Regions from separate parts of the Homo sapiens genome. Here region 2 is linked to region 1. A link is a contact called in ENCODE Hi-C or POLR2A ChIA-PET data. All regions are on one chromosome and are shown on one strand. Each heading gives the region's core, a stretch centred on a gene start or an enhancer-like site at or near the end of the contact. The rest is flanking DNA. Distances are from core to core; before and after follow the strand shown.

Region 1 (3,683 bases), core at 740-3,239:
CCTCCCTGATCCCGTGTGCCACCAGGAGGGAGTGGCAGCTATAGTCTGGCACCAAAGTCCAGGACACCCAGTGGGGTGGAGTCGGAGCCACTGGTCCTGCTGCTGGCTGCCTCTCTGCTCCACCTTGTGACCCAGGGTGGGGACAGGGGCTGGCCCAGGGCTGCAATGCAGCATGTTGCCCTGGCACCTGTGGCCAGTACTCGGGACAGACTAAGGGCGCTTGTCCCATCCTGGACTTTTCCTCTCATGTCTTTGCTGCAGAACTGAAGAGACTAGGCGCTGGGGCTCAGCTTCCCTCTTAAGCTAAGACTGATGTCAGAGGCCCCATGGCGAGGCCCCTTGGGGCCACTGCCTGAGGCTCACGGTACAGAGGCCTGCCCTGCCTGGCCGGGCAGGAGGTTCTCACTGTTGTGAAGGTTGTAGACGTTGTGTAATGTGTTTTTATCTGTTAAAATTTTTCAGTGTTGACACTTAAAATTAAACACATGCATACAGAAGATGGCCTTGCCTGCTGGTGGTGATTCAGAGGCCGGGCCCAGGGTGTCCGTGAAAGGCCAAGATGACCAAGAAATAGATGGGGTGGGAGCCAGGCTTCCATAATAACAAGTTTATTCTCATACAATCTCTAGCTTCTCAACAGTGGCGCCTGGAAAGGGGAGGTGAAGCTGCATGCGGGCGGCTCCGGGTGGGCGGCTCTGGCACGTGGTGGTTACCGGCTCTGCTCGACTGTAAGACATGAGATGCAGTGAACTGAAGGGCCGGGGGAGGAACCCTCTGCCCCAGACCCCTGGCCCTGCCCAAGGCACTTACTGTATGTGGAGATGTCGATTTCCTCTGGAAGTTCTGCCACATTAACTTCAAACCGGTCCTGGACGTCATTGAGGATTTTGGCATCATTCTCGTCAGACACAAAAGTGATGGCTAGGCCTTTGGTGCCAAAGCGACCCGCCCGGGCCACCTGCAGGCAGACAGGATCAGGGTCAGGCCACAGATACTACCTCAGGACTTGAGGAAAAGCAGGGCTGGGGCCCCACCCCACCGCCAGGGGAAAGCAACATGCCCGTGAGGCTGCTCACCCGGTGCAGGTAGGTGTCCGAGTCCTCAGGCATGTCGTAGTTAAAGACGATGTTGACTCGCTCGATGTCCATCCCCCGGCCAAACAGATTGGTGGCCACCAGGATCCGCCGCTGGAAATCCTTGAACTGCTGATAGCGTGACAGGCTGGGGTGCAGGAGAAACAAGTGGAGGCCGTCAGACACTGGGCTCCTGGTGGTGCTCCCTGCAGCCTTGGCGGGCGGCTCGCACTCACCGCTCCTCCTGGGCCATGCCCCGGTGGATGGCGATGGCCGGGAAGTTCTGCTCCACGAGGAGCTGGGCCAGGGCCATGCAGCGCTGCACTGACTTGACGAAGATTATCACCTGAGGGAAGGAGTGGCAGTCAGGGCCACACAGTCCCTGTGGCCCAGTGACCTCCCGAAGGTCCTGAGCCCCAGGACAGGCTGATGGAAGTATCACCTGGTTAAACTCCAGCACATCCAAGAGATCAAAGAGCTTGCGGTTCTTCTCACTGTCTTTGAGTTTGACGTAGTACTGCTGCAGGCCGTGCAGCGTGAGCTTGGTCTCGTCGTCCACAAACACCTCCATGGGCTGTGTGGGAAGGGAGGTGGGAGGGGCGGGCAGGGATCACCTCTGGGCATCTCGCCTGCCCAGAACCTTCCAGTGGGCGACTCCTTTGTGCGACACTTCCCAGAGGACCTGCTGCACCAGACCTCAGTAAACATCGCTCAAAAGCTGGATGTAAGCTCTGGCCCGACTCAGGTGTGGACCAAGCTTGACTCCCAGTTTGACAAGACCGAGGGGAGGAAAGGAGGCTCCGCCGGCTCCCAGCATCCCAGCATCCTCCGTGCCATGTGGGCCGTGCGGGTGTCCTGGGGCCCCAGGCTCCAGGCCCCTGGGGAAGGCCAAAGCTGCCACTCTCGCCCTACTCACATCCTGCATGAACTTCCTGCACACAGGCCGGATGTCCTTGCTCAGGGTGGCGCTGAACATCATGCACTGCTTCTCGTGTGGTGTCAGGCGGAAGATCTCCTGCACATCCCGCCGCATGTCTAGGTGGGGAGGGCAAGACATGGGTGGGCATGAGCGTCTGCCATGCAGGACCCCCACCCCAGACCAGACCCAGACCCCTCCCAACCTGTGCCAGGGAGCCAGTGGCACCGTGACGAGGGCAGAGTGAGCCGCGGGAGTGGCCAGTCCTGGTGCCTGAGGGGCTGGGGGGTGGCCAGCGAGCGCAGGCGCGGGAGGAGCTGCAATCCACTTACACGCTGGCGCGGAGCAGCCGTGCCCGTGCGCCTCGAGCCACGCTTCAGGGAGGGGAGCCTGAGGCAGAGACAGCCGCTGGGGTGAGAGCTGCAGCTGCCTCCCAGGACACAAGCCCATCTCCCACCGGCCCTGTCGGGGCTCACTGAGGGCAGGCGGGGCCTGGAACCAACCCAACAGGTGGCAGAAGCCTCATACTCCCAGAGGTATGTGTGCATGCCTTTACGTCCAGGAGGGACGGGGGCTTGCTTGGGCCCCGTGGTCCCATTCGGCTCGGGCTCAGAAACAGCACATCCCTCTGCCAGCAGCAGAGCTTTCCCCAAGATCACCACAGGAGCCCCGCCTGCCGGCCGCCCATGTAACCCACTCAAGAGCCTTCCGCCTGCTATGGGGCCCGCCTAGTCACTGACTCTCAGCTGGGGCTGCAAGGGCAGAGGACTCACCCAGCTGCTCCAGCATCTTGTCACACTCGTCCAGCACAAAGTGCTTCACATTCTTTAGGCTGAAGCTCCTATTCCGCACGAGCGCCAGGATGCGGCCCGGGGTCCCCACCACGACATGGGGACAGTTCTTCTTCAACACTTCTTCATCCTTCTTGATGGAGAGACCACCGAAGAACACAGACACCTATGGGGATGAGGAGGAAACCGCTCCATGCTGATACACGGCCCAAGGCCCCAACCTGCACGGCCCAGCACCTGCGAACAGGAGGCCTCAGGGGACCAAGGCAGGCCTGAGAGCCTCCCGGGGCTCCACTCAAAGGCAGCCCCAGGCTGGGACCTGCGCAGGCCCCTGGGAGCCATGCATAATTCATCAGGCTTTTAAGGAGCAAAAACCACCGCAAACCTCAAAGGCAGCTGCCCCTGCCAAGCTTGGTAAATGCTGGCTGGGCCAGAGCCGAGGCTAACAAAGCTGCAGAAACCAAGTGGCGCCTGGTCCAGTCTGGCCCGAGGGACTCACCTTGACGCTGGGCATGTACTTGGAAAAGCGCTCATATTCCTTGCTGATCTGGAAGGCCAGCTCCCTCGTGTGGCACATGACCAGGACCGTCACCTGGGAAGTGGCATAAGAAGAGGGCCTTACCTTAGGCAGTGTCCTAAACCCCTTCCCCACCAGAGTCCACCCAACCCAGTCCCCCTGACACTGCACCCAACATCACAGGCCATTTGAAGGCCCGGTCCAAATGCCTCCCACTTCTCACGGCCCTTCCCCACCCCTCACTCCCTATACCCTCCCACAGCTATTGAAACCTGTCTCCCAACACCAGGACCCACAATAAGAAACAGAAAATGGAACAGAAAATGGCCCGCATAATGTAATGGTTAGACCTGGCCTGCCTGGGTGACATGGGACCTGGCTCTCTA
Region 2 (3,262 bases), core at 576-3,075, 2.2 Mb after region 1:
GGACTACAGGCATGTGCCACTATGCCCAGCTAATATATGTATGTTTAGTAGAGATAGGGTTTCACCATATTGGCCAGGCTGGTATTGAACTCCTGGCCTCAAGTGATCTACCCACCTCAGCCTCCTAAAGTGCTGGGATTACAGGCATGAGCCACCGTACCAGGCCTAAAAAATTTTTTCAAGCAAAGTAAAACAAACAAAAGCCACTTAAAGCCACACCAATGGTATTTAAGGATATTATGGACCCCTCCATGGTTATCTGCCCAAGGAAGCTAATGCCACAATAGAAGCCAATGAAGATCACAACACTGGTGCCAGGGGCAGCCCTGATCACAGTGGACAAAATATAATCCAAGTCCAGCAACAAGGTGGCTAAGGACCTATTTACTGACACTGCACCGTAAGTAAAAATGAGAACTGTAACACCTCCTAGCAACAAAGCAAGTGTAAAGAAAATGATGCTGAAATGAACACAGCAGAACTCATCCTTCCTTATCCACTCTCAAAACATACATACAGGAATATGGAAAATGCTGCATGGGGATGGTGAAGACAGGAAAAGGTTTACCAGGCTGGAAATTGTTTGCGTTTTTTTTTTTTTTTTTTTTTTTTGAGATGTTTTGCTCGTCGCCTAGGCTGGAGTGCAATGGCGCGATCTCGGCTCGCTGCAACCTCCGCCTCCCTGGTTCAAGTGATTATCCTGCCTCAGCCTCCTGAGTAGCTGGGATTACAGGCGCACGCCACCACACCTGGCTAATTTTTGTATTTTTTAGTAGAGACGGGGTTTTGTCATGTTGGCCAGGTTGGTCTCGAACTCCTGACCACAGGTGACCTGCCCACTTTGGCCTCCCAAAATGCTGGGATTGCAGGGTGTGAGCCTCTCACTGCACTCAGTCTGTTTGTAACTTTTTTTTTTTTTTCCGAGACAGAAGATCTTGCTCTGTCACCCAGGCTGGAGTGCACTGGCACGATCTCAGCTCACTGCAACCTCCACCTCCTGGGTTTTTAAGCAATTCTCTGCCTCAGCCTCCTGAGTAGCTGGGATTACAGGGGGCATGCCACCACACCCAGCTAATTTTTGCATTTTTAGTAGAGACGGGGTTTCACCATCTTGGCCAGGCTGTTCTTGAACTCCTGACCTCGTGATCCACCTGCCTCGGCCTCCCAAAGTGCTGGGAGCCACCGCGCTGGCCTCTGTTTGCAATTCGTAAAAATGCTGTCATCAGCCTTTAATGGTGTGTGTGCAGACTGCACAAAGAAAAGTGGATGAGAAGACAGAAAACACACACGGTGATGATACCCACAGCAACAGGTGCTCTCAGGCACTCAGCCGCATTCGAGTTCATTGAAACTTACAACAACCTTAGGCACACACTACTTGCAGGCCGATTTTAGAGATGTGGAAACTGAGGCTTGGAGAGGAGAAAGCAATTAGCCAAGGTCCCTCTCAGAATGAGCTGAGATGGGATTTGTACTCACACCTAACTGACCCAGAACATTAGTGCTTAAACACTGTGAGACACTAGGCACCCAAACTTCAAACTCTGATAACCTCTGGTGCCAGTAAAGTTCTTGAAAAGCTTCCTTAAGAGACACAACCATGAGATTCCATTTTTAAAATGTACAGCAGCCACCAACCAGCATCTGAAAAAGCCACGCTGCTATTATTAACAATGAGACAACAGTTCTCTGGAGAAAAAGAGGACTATTGAAACAAAACCTCAATGACAGGATTCTCTTCTGAGAGCACGATTCATCCCCATAATGGACAAATGCCTCGCCTCATTGAGACCTCCGCGCCAGTCTGAATAAGGCAGGAAGGTTTCTTCACACCATTCATCTGGCCTGTGAGGGACCCAGCCAAGATCTTGGCGTGCCTGTTCTGACAGCGACACCGGCCTCAGCAAAGCCAGACCCAGCAGCTCCGATCTCTGCTACTTACAGACCTTGGGGTGATGCTTGGCTGAGATTTGGCAAGGAAATGAATTGCAGAAGTGATCAAGGAGAATTCCACAACCTGAGAGGCAGCAAAAGTGGACTTGACCCTGGTCTAGCAAGAGCCCACCATTAGCAATGACTCTTTCAATACTTTCAGGAGCAGCTCCAGTCAAAATTCCACTTACTCAATTCTTTTTTTTTTTTTTTTTTTGAGACAGAATCTCATTGTCTCACCCAGGCTGAAGTGCAGTGGCTCAATCTCAGCTCACTGCAACCTCCGCCTCCCAGATTTAAGCAATTCTTGTGCCTCAGCCACCCGAGTAGCTGGGATTATAGGCGTGTGCCACCATATCTGGCTAATTTTTCTATTTTTAGTAGAGATGCGATTTCACCATGTTGGCCAGGCTAGTTTCGAACTCCTGACCTCAAGTGATCCGCCTACCTCGGCCTCCCAAAGTGCTGGGATTACAGGTATGAGCCACTGCGCGCAGCCCCACTTGCCCAATTCTTGACCATCATTTATTGAGCTAAATCCAAAAAGGAAACTCTACCACTGACTCTTTTCTTTCTCATGGCCTCCAAAATGAATCCTAGGTTTTTCCAGCAGGGTAAATTCAAAAGGACTCAGGTTGGAAATTGACTTCTTGGTTAAAAAAAAAAAAAAAGTATAAACAAAAGGTCCTTTTTAGAAATGAGGTTTATTTTCAAGGCTACTCAGTCCTAAAAGCCTGCATATTTACTTTTTTTCCTTCCTCCAGGTTTACCTCCAAGTCAGGATTTCAAAAACCACCAACATTCAGGCTCATTCTTATTGGTATAAACAAACAAACAAAAAAACCAGACAACAAAAAACTCAACAAGCAAATCACACAGTTGTGGGATTCAGCGCCAACCCCGGGCGTTTCATTTTGGCAACAAAACCAGGATTCCCTTTCAAAGAAGCTTCTGGAAAATGCTGTATTTCCTAGATGAAGGCCCCTGGTTTTTCAACCTCAAAATCACCTACTCAAAAAGCAGACTCAGAAACCCAAGGTTTTAGAACATGGTCCCAATGTACCACATCATAAAATCACTCTCATTCCTGCAACTGTACAATGAATGGCTCCCAAAGTCATTTTATTTAACAAAGGGGTCAAGGCAGAGGAAAGTTTCCCTTAATATCCCCACAACTGCTCCACATGTCTTCTGTGGAAACACTTCACCAGGAACTAGCTCAACACTCTTGCTAACAATTTAGTGTCTATACAGGAAGGCTGGTGTCTCTGTTACAGGTGGCCCGTTCCTTAAAGCCTTTAGGGTTAATCGCAGCTGCACTGAGTGGCCA

What was found. A loop is a pair of places that touch in the nucleus more often than their neighbours do. ChIA-PET counts read pairs that join two places held with the same protein, here RNA polymerase II (POLR2A).
Region 2: a map of posterior vena cava shows a loop between it and region 1 (24-fold over the local background). The contact joins two enhancer-like sites. A Hi-C loop is called at or near these places in 1 of 168 maps with a recorded cell type or tissue (posterior vena cava). POLR2A ChIA-PET finds 5 or more read pairs at or near these places in 1 of 52 experiments (CD4-positive, alpha-beta T cell).

What each region holds. Positions count from the first base shown.
Region 1 is chr19:14,408,227-14,411,909 of GRCh38, forward strand. It overlaps DDX39A (DExD-box helicase 39A), which reads right to left. Exons shown (of 11, transcript NM_005804.4): 4 at 3,280-3,372; 5 at 2,763-2,946; 6 at 1,990-2,108; 7 at 1,516-1,647; 8 at 1,310-1,419; 9 at 1,077-1,221; 10 at 811-958; 11 at 572-726. The coding sequence ends at 710. It overlaps ADGRE5 (adhesion G protein-coupled receptor E5), which reads left to right. Exons shown (of 20, transcript NM_078481.4): 20 at 1-497. Among named protein-coding and RNA genes, the nearest start is that of DDX39A, 9.3 kb to the right of the region's middle. RefSeq lists an enhancer at 1,021-1,070. Within about 2 kb of position 1,990, at least 6 of the 41 ENCODE cell types and tissues checked have a DNase peak (open chromatin) inside an H3K27ac peak, as active enhancers do.
Region 2 is chr19:16,643,531-16,646,792 of GRCh38, forward strand. It overlaps SMIM7 (small integral membrane protein 7), which reads right to left. Exons shown (of 5, transcript NM_024104.4): 5 at 2,618-3,262. Among named protein-coding and RNA genes, the nearest start is that of SMIM7, 15 kb to the right of the region's middle. Within about 2 kb of position 1,826, at least 2 of the 41 ENCODE cell types and tissues checked have a DNase peak (open chromatin) inside an H3K27ac peak, as active enhancers do.